2 separate regions of the Mus musculus genome follow, and region 2 is linked to region 1. Evidence: chromatin loops called from intact Hi-C (ENCODE). Cell type or tissue: heart. All regions are shown on one strand. Each heading gives the region's core, and the rest is flanking DNA. Links, peaks and the distances in the headings are about the cores only.

What was found. A loop is a pair of places that touch in the nucleus more often than their neighbours do. Peaks named below come from ENCODE experiments on the same cell type or tissue, not always from the same donor. Only the 100,000 strongest peaks of a DNase experiment are listed, where the experiment ranks them.
Region 2: it touches region 1 in a loop (3-fold over the local background); 8 of 42 quality-filtered maps call a loop at or near these places.

What each region holds. Positions count from the first base shown.
Region 1 is chr8:92,360,704-92,369,029 of GRCm38, reverse strand. It overlaps Irx5 (Iroquois homeobox 5), which reads right to left. Exons shown (of 3, transcript NM_018826.2): 3 at 7,574-8,326. The coding sequence ends at 8,134. Among named protein-coding and RNA genes, the nearest start is that of Irx5, 7.1 kb to the right of the region's middle. In heart, for the core only: CTCF peaks have their summits at 1,891 (motif pointing right), 4,442 (motif pointing right) and 6,919; a DNase peak (open chromatin) is centred at 4,419; H3K4me3 peaks cover 6,171 bases; H3K27ac peaks cover 4,113 bases; H3K27me3 peaks cover 6,002 bases.
Region 2 is chr8:92,669,092-92,677,417 of GRCm38, reverse strand. It overlaps Irx6 (Iroquois homeobox 6), which reads right to left and starts at 3,129. Exons shown (of 6, transcript NM_022428.3): 1 at 2,339-3,129; 2 at 1,116-1,364; 3 at 366-475; 4 at 1-207. The coding sequence starts at 2,383. In heart, for the core only: CTCF peaks have their summits at 3,542 and 3,743; a DNase peak (open chromatin) is centred at 3,657; H3K4me3 peaks cover 3,498 bases; H3K27ac peaks cover 1,610 bases; H3K27me3 peaks cover 7,169 bases.

The sequences.
Region 1 (8,326 bases), core at 178-8,177:
TGAATTCATTCCTCTCTGTTAAGGCATTTTGTTTCAGAGAGTTCTCTGTTAAAATACAGATATCCTGAAGAACTTAGCTCAGGCGAGGCAGGAGTTAGGAGACCTGCATTTGGGCTGTGCCTCTGCCTATGACTCTAGGAGCTAGGACATGTCATTCTCTTTTCCCAAACTTCAGATTCTCTCCTGGGGCTGGGGCTGGCGCTGGGGGTGCCGGTGGGGAACCAAAGGGAAGATCTGATCACAGCATGGTATCATCTGTGGCTGAGGGAGAGAAAACGTCCACTTTGGGGTCACCCATGGCATCTTACCCTGAGCACTTGAGTACTCTGGCATCCGCCAATCCCATCACATCCGTGAGCGCCACTGGCTCGGGTGACATGTCAAAGAATATCTGGGTTTCTTCTCTCTGAAGAGACTGAGCTTTCTCCCTGATTCCAGCTACCACACTTGTCTGAGGAACACTCCTCCCTCAGGATTCTCAACTGGTCTCCTAACTTGTTCCTGCTTGTGCTACCACGCCCCTCCCCCAGAAGCTCAGCTCACACACAGCATGTTTATAAACATGAGTCAGATCCTCAAGACCCTCCACATCACCTGGCTTTCATCACGGACACTGAAGGTCTCACAGGACCTACAAGGCCCTATGTAAATTGCTCTTGGCCTGAACCCTGGCCTTGTCTCCCAAAGGTCTCCCTGAAATCTGTCCCACTTCAGAAAGTTTACATTTTCTATTCCTTGTGTTTAGACGTCTTCCTTCCTCCTAATTTCTGCTTGGCAGGCTCCCTAGCATCTTTTTGGAGAGGTGGGGCAGGGAGGCCTCTCACATGATCATATCCTAGGGGAATTCAGTGGGTTGCCTCGACTAAAAGAGCCCACTTCTTACCCTCTCCATTTGCCTTATAACCCTCATCACACAGACACAATGTGGAGTCTCCGTGGCTTACTTGTTGAGCTACTTGTTGAGTCTGGTTGTCTGAAGTGAACGTGCAATCTGGTTGTCTGAAGTGAAAGTGCAAGGAGACTTTGTCTGGCTCCTGCAGCAGCATTAGCCCATGCTAGATGCTCAGCTAGACGGAGGAAGGACAGAAGGGTTGACGTAGATCTGTGCTAGCAAGAAGACCACTGTAAGAACACCCTAGAGGGTTCAACGCCAAGGTTTTCCCTGCCTTCTCTTCCAACAAGCGGATGCCATGGAAGCAAGGGTGGATTTGCTTCTTCGGAAGTCTGGGGCAGACAGTGTGACTAGGTATAAGGAAGGCAGTAAACGTGTTGAATTCTGAGAAAAGAATCCAAGGTAAACTTAGAAGCCTTCGAGGCTATAGATTCTTGAGACCAAAGGGGAGTAGCCTGAAGGTCCTAGTAACTGTATTCCAAAAGATAGGTGCCTTCAGATGAAGGGTTGCCTGGCCAAGGGTGCAAGGATTTCCTGAAGCCACACTGGTGGGTATGACTGCCTTTCTAGGCTTCCCACAGTTTCTCTTCAAGCTCCAGCTGGTGCTACTGACCAGAGGAAGTGGAGAGGACTGTCAAGAAGGAGCAGCCATGCTGGTAGGACCCTGCATCCCAGACCTGAGCTAGTGAGAGTGCTACCCTAAAAGCTATCCTGAAGGCTGCCATGTGTCATGCATCATATCCCTCCCTCCCGGTGGTGGGAGTGAGGTATTTCAGTCCCTTTTTATGAATGAGGAAATCAGGTTCAGACTGGTTATTGAAATTGTCCAAGAGCGCCTAGGAAGACAGCGCTATGCCACCCTCTGCCCACCCAGTAGCTATGATATATCCGGAATAGAGTTCTTGCTCAAAGCTCCAAAGCCATCGCAGGCTTCACAGTCACCTGGGAGTCCCAGGGGCTTCTTCCTGCATCAGCACCAGCCCTGCCCCAGGCTTGAGCATACTGCCTGCAGGGGGCAATGGCGGACAGCTAGAACCCGCTCTTCTCCTCCAGAACCCCCGGGGTTCCATGCCCATTTCTGAATCTGGGGTCCAGGACCGCCCACAGGAAGCCTCCTGGGTTCAAGAGAAGCAAAATATCCAAAGCTGGCCGCGTCGGGGGTGGGGGGAACCACGTAGGCACTGGAGCCGGGAGGCTGGATCCCAGCTGAGTTGAGCGCCGCCGCCAGGCTCCGGGTGTGTACGCCAGCTCTGAGCCCTTGTTTGATGAGCAGCGGCCAATAAATTCATTAATCATCATTTTATGCCTCATCAAACCCCCTCCAGGCCCCTCCATGGGAGTTACACAAATTAGCCCCTGAAAAGACAGTAATTTCAGTTTAGCGAGGTAAATGCTCCGCGCACACAGCTTTCATGACAAGCCCATCCATCAGCTCATTGGGACCCAGCGTGGCAGCGACATCGGTGCTGCCCAGTCCAGCCCCTCGAAGAAGTCCAGCTCTCCAGTCCAGCCCAGTTTCAGGGAACTGGATCTATTGGGAGAGCGTCTCTACGCAAGGGCTCCCCGCTCCTCTCCTTTACATTCATTATCTTTACGCTGTTTCATCAACGACCGTATATATCTGAACAGAAGAGAAACTTTTTCCAGGAAATCGGAACCTCAAATTTAGAAGCAACCTTGAGGCACACGAGGATCCGCTGGCTCTAAAGGTCTAAACTGTTGTCTCAAGGAGAAACGGTGCCAGGCAGTCCTTTCCTTCCGAATAGTTGTCCCGTCTCCGAGTCACACAGAAATTATTGTGTCCTGTCGTGTAAAGTGTGTACAGTATGTGGGTAGAGGAAGAGTTAAACCAGGGATTCCAGATGATTCTGAAAGCAACCTCGGGCTCCAAAAGAAGGCCCTGTGGGGAGCAGGAAAGGGGCTTCTTCCGTGTTGAGGACCGTTCCTCCTGACTCTGAAGGCCAGAGAGGCAATCTGCTTTCCACCCACCCACATCCACAGCCCAGCATCTTTCTCTCTGAACCCCTCCACCTGAGGTGGTAGAGGTGTCTGGGGTAAGGGATTTTTTTTTTTTTCCTAATGCGCTTAGCTCGGGGGTTGGGTGAGAAAGCAAGCCAAGGGGAACAAGCCTAGGTGGAGAACCATGCGGACCCGAATTTGCAAGAGAGACAGCAGCCCCGGGCCTTCTCATCTTTCCGGGCCAGGCCGCACAGAGGATCCCAGGGGAACCCCACCAGGCTTGGAGGGCGACGAGGTGGCGCGGGCCTTTCTGTACACCAGGGCTGCGAAGAGTTGCAGGGCTGAGCGCCGCGCGGCTCCTTCATTAGCTTCCCCTCCACGAGGCGCTGCATGCCTCAGAAAAGAAGTTAGCAAACGGGGAGCCGTTTATCTCTTTTATCTTGGGGCCTGATCCAATTAAATAAGTGCACATTTACATTTGCATCCATCAGGCGGGAGCGCTGAGAGCCTGGGGTTTGCTCGGAGCAAATAAAAGCAGATTTCACTGGGAAAGTGACGTCTGGGCGCGCTGGGCTCATTCCGGCGTCAGAAAGCAGCGCTGCCGGGCGAGCGGCCTTAGGGAAGCCAGAGTTGGGGGCTGCAGCCCAAGAGAGGCGGAAGACTCCGGGTAGCCCTGTGGGGCAGGCCGGGTGGAGTTGTAGACCTGCCCCCAGGGTTGTTCTCTTGTGAGGCCACTATCCCGGTCTGCCCACTATCAATGGCCCAGGTTTGTATTTAGAGCGAAAACGAAAAGGAGAGAGGGTCTAACCTGGTCACAGAGGTAGACATTCAGGGTGGGCCTAGTAACCGTGCCAAAGCTTTGGCTAGTGAAAAGGGCAGACGGCAAGGTCCCCTTCGGGTCAACTGTGTGCCTTAGATTGCTCAGAGGCAAGAGACACTGAGCCGGTCCAAGGGCACGCCCTGCTCTCCTCCTCCTAGTTCACCCCATGGCCCTTCTGCGCCTTACTGCGCTAGCTGCTGTGAGCTCTACAAGGTTTGCCACTCCGATCCCATTAAAAGTTACTGTTGAAAGAGAGTTCGAAAGCCAACGGGAAATAAATACGCGTTCCCTTATTTTGTAATGTCCACACACGGGCCAAACCGGTGTTCCTGGACTGGTAGACTCCTCCCGAATGGCAAACCACAAATAAAACAAGACGTTGTGGGATTCCAGGCGTGCTATCGCACAAGGAAGCAGAAATGGGGTACACCTGAAATGAAACAGACCGCTTGCGCGAAGCCCACCATCTACAGACTACTTACGCACCCCCTACCTGAAGACTTCTTGAGTGCCCACACTTCTCAGCTGTCTGCTGCCTGACTTTTATAACAGTGAGCTAGCTAGGAGTCGAGTTAAAGCTGATTTAGTCAAGGCCTGCTACCCATTGTCCCAGTGCTAACTAGGTCATGAAGTCCAGGGCCTAGGCAACTTGGCTAGCGGAAACAGCCTGGGGTCACCCAGCTGAAATGCGGAGCCAAGGCAGGGTGGTGGATGAAGGCCTGGCCGGCTTTGGCTCGGCTCCTTCTCCCTGCGAACCCCGTGGCTCCGGGAACCAGTAGGCGGCGCCCTTCCTAACCTGGAGGCCCCGGGGTTCCTCTTGAAAGTTCAATTCTGTTCCTTTCACTTTGGGTACTTTGAAGTAACCTGCTTCTAGCTTTCTCCAGGTAACCTGCTACTTGTAGGGGACAGGTGAGCTGGGAGACCTGGTCTGGACCCAAGCTACACGCAGGACCACCCCAATCTTTTGTGTCTCAAGATTTGGATAGTAAGGGGCAATACTCCGAAGTGCTCCGAAGGTGCTTACAGCGTAAAAGTCCTCTCAGAGGCTCTTCACCCGAGCCAGGAAACCGCTTTTTCTAGGTCCTAGTACCGACATCTGGCCTCCTCTCAAGGCCCTGGCTTACCTCGAGATACCACCGGGCTATTTCTTCTTTGACTACTAAATCCCTTAAACTGATTTGACCGGCACAAAGGGTTCAGGGATGGAACCCAGCCTAAGGAGACTGACTGTGAGACCCCTAAGGAGAAGTTCCAGGACCCGCTGGGATTCGGTTTCTTTTAGTCCTTAAGTGCCAAACTAGGGCTCCTGAAGGTGAGGTTTTCCCCAAAACTGGCCTAGCCAGGCACAGGTGGTTGACACCAGCACAAGTCAGCTTCGAGGTAGTTTAGAGATATTTTAGGCTCTGTGGCTCGAGTCTTTCGTTCCCAGCCTTTGAACAAACCCCGACCCCAGCATTGACAAGACGCACCTTGGTATTCATGCATCCAAGATGCATCGCCTTCTGGACCGACGAGTTAAAATGGAGGTTCGGGGACATGGGACACAACTACTTCTGGGATTAAACGTAGATGTTATTTTCTATATGTCCCAAGCTCGGACCTGTCCAGCAGGCTACCTCCAAATTAGATAATCTCTAGAAACCAGAAAAACCACTGACCACCGAAACCTAGTTCTGCAAGAAAGAAAACCTCGGACTTCTGTGGGAGTGTGCGCAGTAGTTGAAGTACGCAAAGAAAACCGCAGACGCCAAGCTCAGGAGAGATGCACGCAGGGGACAGAGACTTAGGGCAACAGCTGCCCAGGGCCTGTGCTTGCGTTGCCTAGCCCCGAGCCTGCAGCCCTTGGATGCGGAGAAAGGGCGCGCGCTCTGCGGCGGGCGCGGCGCCCGTTCCCAGGCAGCCCGGCGGGCATGCGGCTGTAGCCCCAGCCCTTGTCCGCGGACCCGGGATGCCCCGCCACGTCATTTGCATATTCCCAGGAACACAAGGAGGCCTGTAATTTTCTTTTTAAAAATCGTTGGGCAGAGTTTAGGACCAGTGCTTCCAAAAAACCCCGCCGCGTTGATGTGGTCTCTAAACTTTCCCTTAAGAAAAAAACGGTCTGCCTATTCTTCAGACTTCTCAGAAAAGAAGATGACTCCTGGGGCTGCATAGACACGGGGGTAGGGGGAGCCGATTGTGAACTAGGCTGGGAGAAGGGGCGTGAAGGGGAAGGGGGCAGGGCAAGTCATCTCTGGAATGCAATTGTTTTAAAAAAATCATTTATAATTAAAGGGACAAAATAAAATACGATCGTTTCATGTATGTTTAATCGCTCACACTACCAGCTTTAGAATCATTTCCCTATGAGAATTTTCTAAGTTAGACTCAGATTTAAAAAACAAACAAACAAACAAAAACAGCTCCTTAAAGCATCTGGTTAACACAGCTTTCAAACTTGTCTCAATTCGAATAAACAAAATGAATCCTGTTGCAGGTTTAAAAAAAAAAAGCTAAGAAAAGCAGCAACAAGAGCGGTGTAAGTTTGGGGTGTGCTTTAAAACCCGAGTAGGGCAAAAGTAAGGAAGAGAAATGCAAATATGTACAATATGCTTTAGCCTAATTATGCTGCCGTTGTGTGCAAACAGTTCTGTCCCTACAGTCAGTCAAATTAATTCCTCTCGCTGGGGTATTTTTTTTTCCTGTATCGCACCTCCCCCCATTACCACACACACAAAAAAATTCCCATGAAGTAAAAGGGTTGGCGACTTCATATCTCAGGTGCAAAATGGAGCCGCAAGCAGGGTAACTAAGCCTGAACTCAGGGGTTGGTGGGTGGAGGCAATGGGTACTGACTGTCCCTTGGTCATTTAGAACCGAGATGAATCTACGTTTGCACCAAGCTGAAATAAAGCGGACTAAAACGAGAAAGAAAAAAAGAAGAAGAAGAAGAAAAAGAATAAACCCTCAAAAACACTTTTGTAGCAATCGGAGCTGGGAAAAGTGCTAAAGCGACGACAAGCCTCATCAAGTCCACAATGGCCTCTTTATCTACGCAAATGGCCTGGAGCTTTTGAAGCCACTTATCCAAAACGGGGCCTATGGGGGAGGGGCCTCCGACTCCCTTTGGGGACTCCATTCACTGCCCCTAGTGACTATGATGCTCCCTCCACCTCCCACCCCCCTTCTGCCCACTCTCAGATCTCCGACTCTGAAAAATACAGGCTGGAAATTCAGGACAAGTGTGACACCTACCTGTGAAAGGGGGGAACCGTCGCGTTGCGGGTTTGCGGTCCCTGCTGGGAGGCCAGCCTCCATCCACAAGGCCGCAGGCCACCCTCACGGTCGCGGATGGCACAGTCACTGATTTAATCAAATCCAAAGAAGAGATAAATGCCCAATTTTGAAGGGGTAGAGGAGATGCTGACTTGGGGAAGCCTTCCCACTTGGCATCCCCTAACGCTCCTTGCCCGCATTAGCTAACAGCACCTTTGAAATAGTAATAAGGGCTAAATCCGGCATAAAATCGAACTCATTAGCAAAGTTCACCAGCTGATTGCTTTGCATAAAACACGACACTGATTGGAAGTAATTAGGTTAAGCGATGGCTCTCGGGTGGTGCGCGACTCTGCCTTGGTTTGTCATCTTTTTCTCCCTTCTGGAACACACTTGGGTCTCTTCTCCCTCCTCCAGGGTCCAATCTCCCCCTCTAGCACAGGACAAGGATGATCCAAATCCTGAGTCCCAGACTGGGCCGTTTGCTCCCCCAGGGTTTGTGGCTTAATTACCGTCCCCCTTCCCCGCCCCACAAACTGTCTGTGGCTGCATCTTTCACTCCACTTTGAAAAAAGTTACAGTTGCACCTTTTGACCAAGGCAATTGACAATTTATTGAGGCTTCTGAGAAGTAATGAGTGGCTCTAGTTATGTTAAAATCTCCTTTAATTAAATATTTTGCATTTTACAAAGACCACTGCAGTTTCTCTTACTTTTTTTTTTAAATCTAAGCGTATAACCTGCTTCCTTTCTGTAATAATATTTTAGCTCATACCCAGGAAAAAAATCAATAGGTGTAAAAAATTAAATTAAACTTGTATTTTTAAACTATGAAACAGTTTTGGGGGAACACAAATGTATATATTTATATTACAAAAACATTAAATGCCTGTACAGGTGTCTTGATTTCATAATTTACTTCAAAGATACTGAATTATCAATTTAAATACAAAAATGCTACATTAAATATACAGAATAAGATTTAATACAAATCCTTTTAAGTTTTTTTTTCTTTTCAGTTGGCTAAAACAATTTTTTCGAGTGTGGAGATGTATACATTTTTATGCCATCCATCTCCATAAACTATAAACTTCTGAATAAGAGGGGTAGTTTATTTCTTTTTTCTTTCTCTCTCTTGGTGATGGAAAAATAACTGCCAAGGCCATGGTTTTAATAAATTAGGAAAGTCCGGGGATACCGCACCAGAGTTAAATGTCGGACATACCTTTCTTCAACTCATAGGGGGAGTCTTTGCACAGGTCTAGCTGAGACTGGCTCCGCAACATTTTCGGGTCTTTAGCCAAAACGTCCGCACGATTCAACACCGTCTGGTTTAATCCATTGAAATGAGAGCCAGGACCCGCTGTAGGGCTTGGCCCTGGCCCTGGGTGGCCGTGAAGA
Region 2 (8,326 bases), core at 63-8,062, 310 kb before region 1:
TCCTTCTTGAGGCGCCGGCGCGCGTTGGCGAACCAGGTGGACACCTGGGTGAGGGTCATCTTGGTGATGATGGCCAGCATGATCTTCTCGCCCTTGGTGGGGTACGGGTTCTTGCGGTGCTCGTGGAGCCAGGCCTTCAGTGCGCTGGTGCTCTCCCTTGTGGCATTCTTCCTGCGGCCAGCACTGCTCAATTCCACTCCGCCATACCTGTGGGCAAACAGGGGCTCAGATTCCAGGCGGGGAACCAGAGGCTTGGCCAGCAGAAAGGTCAGGGGCCCGGAAATGTAGTTACACTTCTTCCCCTTCATCCACAGGGATGAGGGATGACCAAAGGAAGCCAGCTACCACTGTCCGAAATTTCTCACCTGTCGTATTGATACTGCCCCAGAGTTGTTTCATAGGGGTAGTAGGCCCCTGGCTGGGTCAGGCTGGGGGCAAAGCTTCCTGCAGCATCCTTGAACTCATACTGAGGATTCTGGTGGGAGAGGAAAAGAAGAGTCAGGACTACACAGGAGAAGGATATAGTTACCCATGTGGGATCAATACCCCAGCACCACCCCCTTGAATTTGCTATGCCATGCTGGGCATAGCTTTTTAATTTCTATGCCTCAGTTTCTCCCTTACTAAGACTGAGGCAAGGAAGGCAGTCATACTGGCAGAGTACTTGGTAGAATCCTAGAAACAGAATAATCAGTGACTGAGTATCAGTACCACAATGGCTGCAGCTTCTGAGTCCCTCACCACATATAGCCCTCCCCAGCATCATCATGGGAGAAATATCCCTGACTCTTGGCATGCATGCTTGTGATTTGGGTAAATTACTTGAACACCTCTGCACCTCAACTACCCACCTGAAAGTCAAGAATCATGTTGATTTACCTACCTTAATGAAGTATAAGAAGTACAAATGTTTCCTAAGCAGTGTGGAGTTCTACAAACTGCAAAGTGCTCTGAACTAGGATTTGTCCTTATTCACTATGCTGTTTCCTCAGCATTGTCTGTCCCATTTAGCTTGTCCCCAGACAAGGTCACAGTAGAGCTCATCTATGCTGATTGTCTATACTCCCAAGTCCCAATATTCGCCAAAGAGTCCCAGGCCCCATTCCATTACTTACCAGTGCGCCACACAGTGTGGGTGGCTCTGGGCCATAGGTCAGGTACCCAGGGTAACTCTGGGCAGCTGCATAGGGTGCTCCATAGATGCCCAAGGCAGCTCCCAGCTCTGGCCGAGCACTGCCCAGCAGCCGACTGTCATAGGGTGTACAGCAAAGAGTAGAGGCAGAGGTGGAGGCTGAGGCCACATCTGACACTGGCCGAGGGGCCGTTTCGCAGCAAGTGGCACTGGAACTTGCAGACACCAGAAACTACAAGAACAGGAAAGGAGTCAGTCATTAAAAGTTTAAAATCTAGAGGGTCCATCGACTGGCTGCAGCCAGAGGAGATTATGCAAGGAAGCTGCCTGATGCCTTTATTCCTTGTTCTACTAACCAAATACCACCAGGTGCAGAATCTCCCTGCTGAGCACTGGCATAGGGATTTCTCGATGACAATTTACCCAAATTGCTCTTATAGATGCCCCCAGGACATTGCTAGGGCTCCGCAGTCCTGGGGAACTTTGGAAATAAGACCAAATCCTTGTCTCTCCCCCTTCTGGGATTCTACAAAGGCAGAATTAAAAGTTAGCCTTCAAGACCATCACCAACATGTCATTCCTGTCCCCACTGTACTAAAAGGGAATCCACTCACGGTCAGAGTAGACCGGTCCAGGATCCCACAGCAGGTCAAAGGTCAACCTGACACTGAGTGCCAAGAGGGGTGTGTGTGTGTGTGTGTGTGTGTGTGTGTGTGTGTGTGTGTGTGTGTGACTATTTTGGAGATAATGGAGAACAGTGATGGGCATTCTCAGACTTCTCCAAGGAAAGCCTCACCACTGCACAACGCCCTGGTTTGGAAACTGGAGGGAAGCTGAAGTAGAGAGCTTAGAAAAGAGTGGGATTTGGGATCGGAGCAGAGGTCAACAAATGAGCAGTGCAGTGCCAATGCGCTGAAGTCCTTTTGTTTTCTCCTGAGAGTACCCTGGCCACCGAATCTGTCCAAGGGTAACCCTGACTACAAGTTCCCTCAGATCCCACCCACCTCGCACACAGAGTGCGTTTCAGGTGGCACTCAAAGAGTGAAAGCTCTCAGACTGGCATCAGGATGTCAGCGGGTGCTGTGGCACATTTCCCGGTCCGTGCTCTTTCTGACTTCCCTTGGGTCAAGGAGAAGAGGAAGCTCGGGGATTACTGGGCATCCCTCTAGCCTGCCTCTGCCACCCCCACCCCCTAACTCTACTCACCTGGGATGTGCTGCCATACGGGTGTCCAAAAGGTGAAAAGGCCATAGCAGGGCGTCTTCAGGGACTTGAGTCCCTCTTTCCTTTCGAGTCCCTTGCTCAGCTCTGTGATTCGATGACCCCAGCAGCGCAGCGCAGCGTCTGGTTTTCTTACAGGGCTGCAGGAGCTGGCCGCCAGTTCGTTGGCAGGAGGGGAGAGACGGGAGGCAGAATCAAAGGCAGAGGGGCTGCCGAGTTCTGCGATTGGTAAGGCACCCCTACGGCCTGTGGGTTCCAGAAGGCAGAGGGGCCCATGGATCGGCGGCAGAATTAGGAAGAAGGAGTAGGGTGCCAAAGGCGCGCAGGGGCAAGGTGAGGTACAGCGCAGCGTCGGGCTGTGAGGTTCCCGAGGTGTCCCAGTCCAAGGTGGCCAGAGGCTCAACGTGACGTCACGGTAATCCCCGGCCGCCAGAGGGGACCGCGGGCCCCGGGGCCCCGGGCCACCGAGTGTGCCAAGGGCAGCCAGCCCGTGTACATGCACGCACTCTCGGATACACTCGTTCTTGCTCTGCGAGGTTTGTGCAACGGGCGAGAAACGTCAAAGACCCTGACCCTCGACTCGCCGCTAGATCCTACCCTCTTTCGCCTGCAGCTCACGCGCGCGCGCGCACACAGACCCTCTCCAAATTCCCCGGGAGAAGTGGGAAATACGCCTCCCGGCGAGCCGTGCGGGCCCAGGGTGCAGCGTGCTCGCCTCCTCCCCTGCGGCCCCCGAGGAGGCAAGAGGCAAGCGGGGCGGCGAGGGAGGAGAGAATACAAAAGAAGAGCCCAGAGGAAACTGGGGGAGGCAGGCAAGGGGGGAGAAAAAGGAGGGAGAGGAGAGCTGAGGAGTCTGATGGCGGGGGTGGGGGGTGGGGGGAGTGGGGTGGGCGAGGGCTGGGAGGAGGCAGAGCCGGAGCAGGTGGAGGAGAGCAGGGGCTCGCAGGACCAGCCTCCAACTACAACCCATCTCCGCCTCTCCTCTGCATCAAAGTTTGTTGGCCCCTCCGTCCCGGGAGCTCTTAGGGTTGGACCAGCTCCAGCAGCTTTGATCAAGCCCCCCGGGCAGCCCATCTGTGTCCTTGGGGATGTGGCTTGGGTCTCAGTTTCCCCAAATCGTTGGCTAATCCCAGCCCTGGCCAGGTCCTTGACCTCTTGGGCGTCTCTGCAGAGGTCTGGCCCTGGGCTAGACCGACGAGCGCCCCCTCCAGATCGAGGTGCAGCCTCTGTAAGAGAGCTCCCATACACGCACCAAGTCTGATCCCTTGCATCTGTAGGCTGCCAGCCAAGAGTCTGGGCCATCTCCGCCAGAGGCCAGGCTTGGCTCCTTCCCGAGTGCCGCCAGCGGTGTCCGCCCCAAGCCCGAAAGCGGGGCGAAGGCTTCACGGCCCCAGGGCTACCTCTGCACTCCTCTTGGGGTGGCGCTGGCGAGCCGTAGAGGAGAGCTCCGGAGGGAGTAGCGCCAGGGACACTCAGCTGGGCCCAATGGTGTAATAAACTCCTTCGCTGGCTTTTCAAAAAAAAGCACCGATGCCTCTGGAAACAGGGGGTTGCTTGCAAGACTTCCGGACAGGGGTGGCCAGTTAGCAAGTGCTATAGATTTTGCACACTTACAGGCTGACACCATTCCGAAGACATGTCTAAGGATCAGGAGGGGCTTGCAGACTGGCGATGAAAGGTCTTAGGTGGCGCTGCTGCGGCACCAGGTGGGGTTTGCAATTCAGAAAGCCTTACCTTTCAGTCGCCCTGTCACAGCGCTAGTGCACTTGACAGGTCTTGGACGGTCCTAGATCTTTACTATACCTCCTCTAGGGGTTCCGGAGTTTGTTCAGGGACAATGTTTTATTTTTCTATTGAAACTCGAGACGGTGTGATCCAGGGGATACTGAGAGCTCTCAGTTCTTGCCAGGAGAAAGAGGCAAGGTTGGGGGCCCAGGCAGGAAGTCCCTCCACAAGTTTGCCTCTGGCCTCTGACTTGGCAAGCCACACCCAGTGACCTCTTTAGAATGGCACTCTAGGCTCAGCATCTGCTCACCTCTCACAGTTTATGTTTAATAGACAAGGAGCTTAAAGAGGGCACAAACCACAGATGAGTCTACAAATCCAGCTGCTGCCACAGGCCATGGTTACCTTGGTGAAACCTTGCTTTTAAACTGGGAGCGTCCTTGTAAGAAAAAGAATTATAGTCGTTGCCAGATTGACGTAGTGGTAAAAAGTCACGGTAATAAATAGATCCCTTGATTTCTCAAAACCCACTTTGGAGCAATCACCCCCTTATAGCTTGGATGTTGCTAAGCTCTCTCCCTCTTTTTTAAAGTGGGAATTGGAAAGGATTCATTAAGTTAGTCCCTTGGGAAAGATTACTACTAATTAATTAATTGCAAACATTTCCAGAGGGAAGGTATGTCAATTGTAAAGTAATAAAATTAGATAGTTGAAATACTTACTCAGCAAATTTGATTGCTTATTCCTCCCTAAGCAGAGGAAAATTTTTTTGACAGACAAATGGGGATGGTGGTGTAAAAAAAAAAAAAAGCATTAGCCCTGTCCCTTGGTGATATTGCAAAGTAGAAACTACCTTATAGGATTTATTGATTTTCCCAGTGATTTATAAGACCTCCGGGGTGTCAATGCTATGTGCAGGGGCTCTGGGCCTACCTCTTGTCTTTGCTCTATGATGTGAGAGAGCCAACAGAATTTGGAAAAGGAAACTCAAAAATTAGTGGGAAAACAAATCGGGAAGAAGAGCTGAGCCCATCACATCATTTTCCTTCTCCTGTACAAGTTGGCAACACACATGCGGAGCATGCTTTCTGTTGAGGCTCTGTTGTCTTCAGAGTTGCCCTACAGCGTGGTGTGGTGGCTTTTAGCTGGATGAATCCTGGGGGGAAAGATTAGCTCTGTCCCTTTTGTATTCACAACTGTGAGAGACCCTGGCTGAATGTATCCTTCCCAGGGGCAGGATGTAAGCCCAGCAACCCACCCCAGCCCCGGCGCTTGGTTGTTAGAATCCATCTTGAAGTATTTTGTGGGATTCCCTGACAATGATTATTATGTGCCTCATGAGAAAACAAAAGCATCAATTTAAGCCAATCTATCTGCCTCTGGCAGAGCCCTCTGGGGCAGGGAAGTCTCTTGGAATGTCTGATTCAGGAATTCTATAGAGTTTGCTTTCGGCTTCCTCTCTCTTTCCGGATTTTCACACCTATAGCCTGGTGCTCTGGGCTCCTCTATCATGTTAGCTTTTCATTGCTTTGCTCAATGATGATTAATTTATTTTTTGGGGGAAAAATCCCCAATTGTATACGGGTGCTCATAGACTCTTATTGAAGCCAGTAAATAAAACCGTCAAATAGAGATGCCCCCCCCCACACCCTGTTATATTGGAGGGAGTCAACAAAACTACTCAATGTCTTTTGAAAAACAACGATATTGGTTCTTTTGTGGTCTTGTACAATGTGTCTGCTGATTTTTCTAGCTGCTCATTAAAACTAATAGGAAGCAAAACTGCACAGAGGCCCGTTTGGACCACAGAGAACGCTAATCCTCAGTGTTCATTTGAAGTTTATATTGCTCCTTGTCAAGCGCACTGATGATCTTGAACAAGTGGAGTAAAAGCTGTGTCTTTGAAAAATAGCTTGAGGAACACCACCTTGAATGGGGATGGGGGGACCAACCAAACCGAGGAAAGCCGAACCATCCTGTAGTGTTTGAGATTTAAAACTGCCCTTGATTTCCCAGCTATTTATACAGATCACCAGAGCTTATGGGGAGGCAAAGAATAACTTCAAATTGCAGATACAGTGAGTGAGTTCAGGCACATAAGGGTAGAGTAGAAACCATGCTAAAATACATTAAAAAAAAAAAAGGATGGTGTATTTTTAGTGACTGTTTTTGAACTGAGAAGAATGAAATTTCCTCCACCCTATGCATGAATGAACAAGTGTATCTGGATAGATGCTGCATCTGGACAGATGCATCCATAATTTATACTGATCAGTCACCGCAGGTCTCCCCGAGTAAAGCCGAAATGAACACTAATTGTTTTGACGGAAGTAGTGTACACAGCATCTGATAGAGAAACACAGTGAGTCCCTGCCTTGCCTGAATACATATTGTGAACAGAAAGGCTGGCATCAGAAGGGGAAGAGAAAAAGGCAGCAATTCCCAGGCGAGGGTGCGGTGCAGCTCCTCTGGAAGGGGCAAAGAGAAAGGATTAACTTCTTAGAGATAGAGTATGAAATGCGCCTGGATTCAGAGAGCGTCGTTTGCCAGCATTGTATCTAGCTTAGTGCTAAAATGGATAGCTTGATAATAGCCTAATTCTTTTGTATTCTGTGAGCTCGGCAGCATTCCTAAGCACCTCTGCCTTTTCTTATTAGAGGCTCCCGAGGAGAACAGCGAGAGACGAGACAAAAGTCCAAGGTGCCACATAGCCAAGCAGATGACAGAGAAGAGGCCAGAATCCTGACCTCTGGATCTGGGGGCTTTCTGTAAAAGTGTTATTTTACATGCATAAAGTCAGATACAGTCACAAGAGGTTGCTGACTCCGGCTGAACTGTGTGAATTCGCAGTCAATGCCTCATGGTGACAGCGTAATTTAGTACAGAAAAATCTGAAAAGATGCCGCTGCGAACCAACAAGTTCCGGGAGGATTCTGCGTGTTTAGTGTTGGTCTGTTTTATGAAAGGGCTTACGGACAAAGCAATTCGGGAGTTCTAAACATTTGATGTGGTTCATTCATTAAGATATGGAGTGGCAGTCAAGAGCCAGCTGTAACTGATGAGCATATAAAAACGAGATGAGAGGAGGAAGAGGGAAAACGGCCCTCTTTAAGCAATACAGTGAAGATGGCATCTGCATGACTGTACTGATTTTAAAACAGTAATAGAGTTTAGTAACCGACTCTCTTCACCAAGAGGGCATTTTTTTTTCTCTAATTTGTGCATCACTGAGCGGGGCTTGCTGTATTAACGTGGCACTTTCTGCACAGTCTCTGAACAGAGCAATTCTTGATTATTTTTGTCCTGTGCATGTTGACATCTTTCTAGTGATAGGATCAGGCATCTGCTACGGTTTCAAGGAATTAAGCTTTAAAGTAAATAGCAGATGTATGGATTTGAAAACCGGAGAACGGATTTTGAAGCTAGCGTGTTTGGCAAAGACACACAAGAAAGCAATGGAGATATTAAAAAAACAACCTGTAGGGGCTCAAAGATAAGATTCCTCCCTTTGTGAAGAGGTATGTCTGGGGATGGTCCGTGAGTATATGGCAAGGCAGCATAGTGGTCAGGACAAATGAGAAAGGGAAGTATAGTATTTTAGGCTTCAACTCCAGAGGAAGTATGATGCTAAGTTTTAGCAGAAGGCTGGTGAAGGTAACATTTATAAGGACAGTATTTCGTTCTTGGCCCTAAAGGACTCACCACCATAGAACATAAGATTACCGTTAAAGCTGAGAGCAGGTTGGAGTTGCCTGCTGTCTTACTTGTTCTGAGTGATCTTTCCTTACGTTTCCAGGCTGGAAGCTGGGCATTAAACGGGGCATGGTGGCATATGCCCGGAACCTCAGTACTTGCGGGGTCGAGGCAGGAAGATTGCTAGTTCTAGGGGTGCATGCTAAGACTGTTTCAAGGAAACTCAAAATACAAAAATAAACAAATAAGCAAAAGGTCTCAAATGTTTTAGAGCTGGCCTGAAGCCTCTTCTCTGGTGTGGCCTGAGGTTTTGCTACTTTAAGGAAAAGGGAGCTTTTGTGAAGCCACGTTCTGGACAAGGTAATTTATGACAAATGTTCACAAATCAATAAAACTATGGGAAGTATTATTTTTACAGAGAGAGAGAGAGAGAGAGAGAGAGAGAGAGAGAGAGAGAGAGAGAGAGAGAGAGAGAGAAACACATGAGACATGCCCATTAAGGCATGGCCGTTCTAATACCTGTGCGGCTGCTTGGGTCTACAATTAAAAACAGCC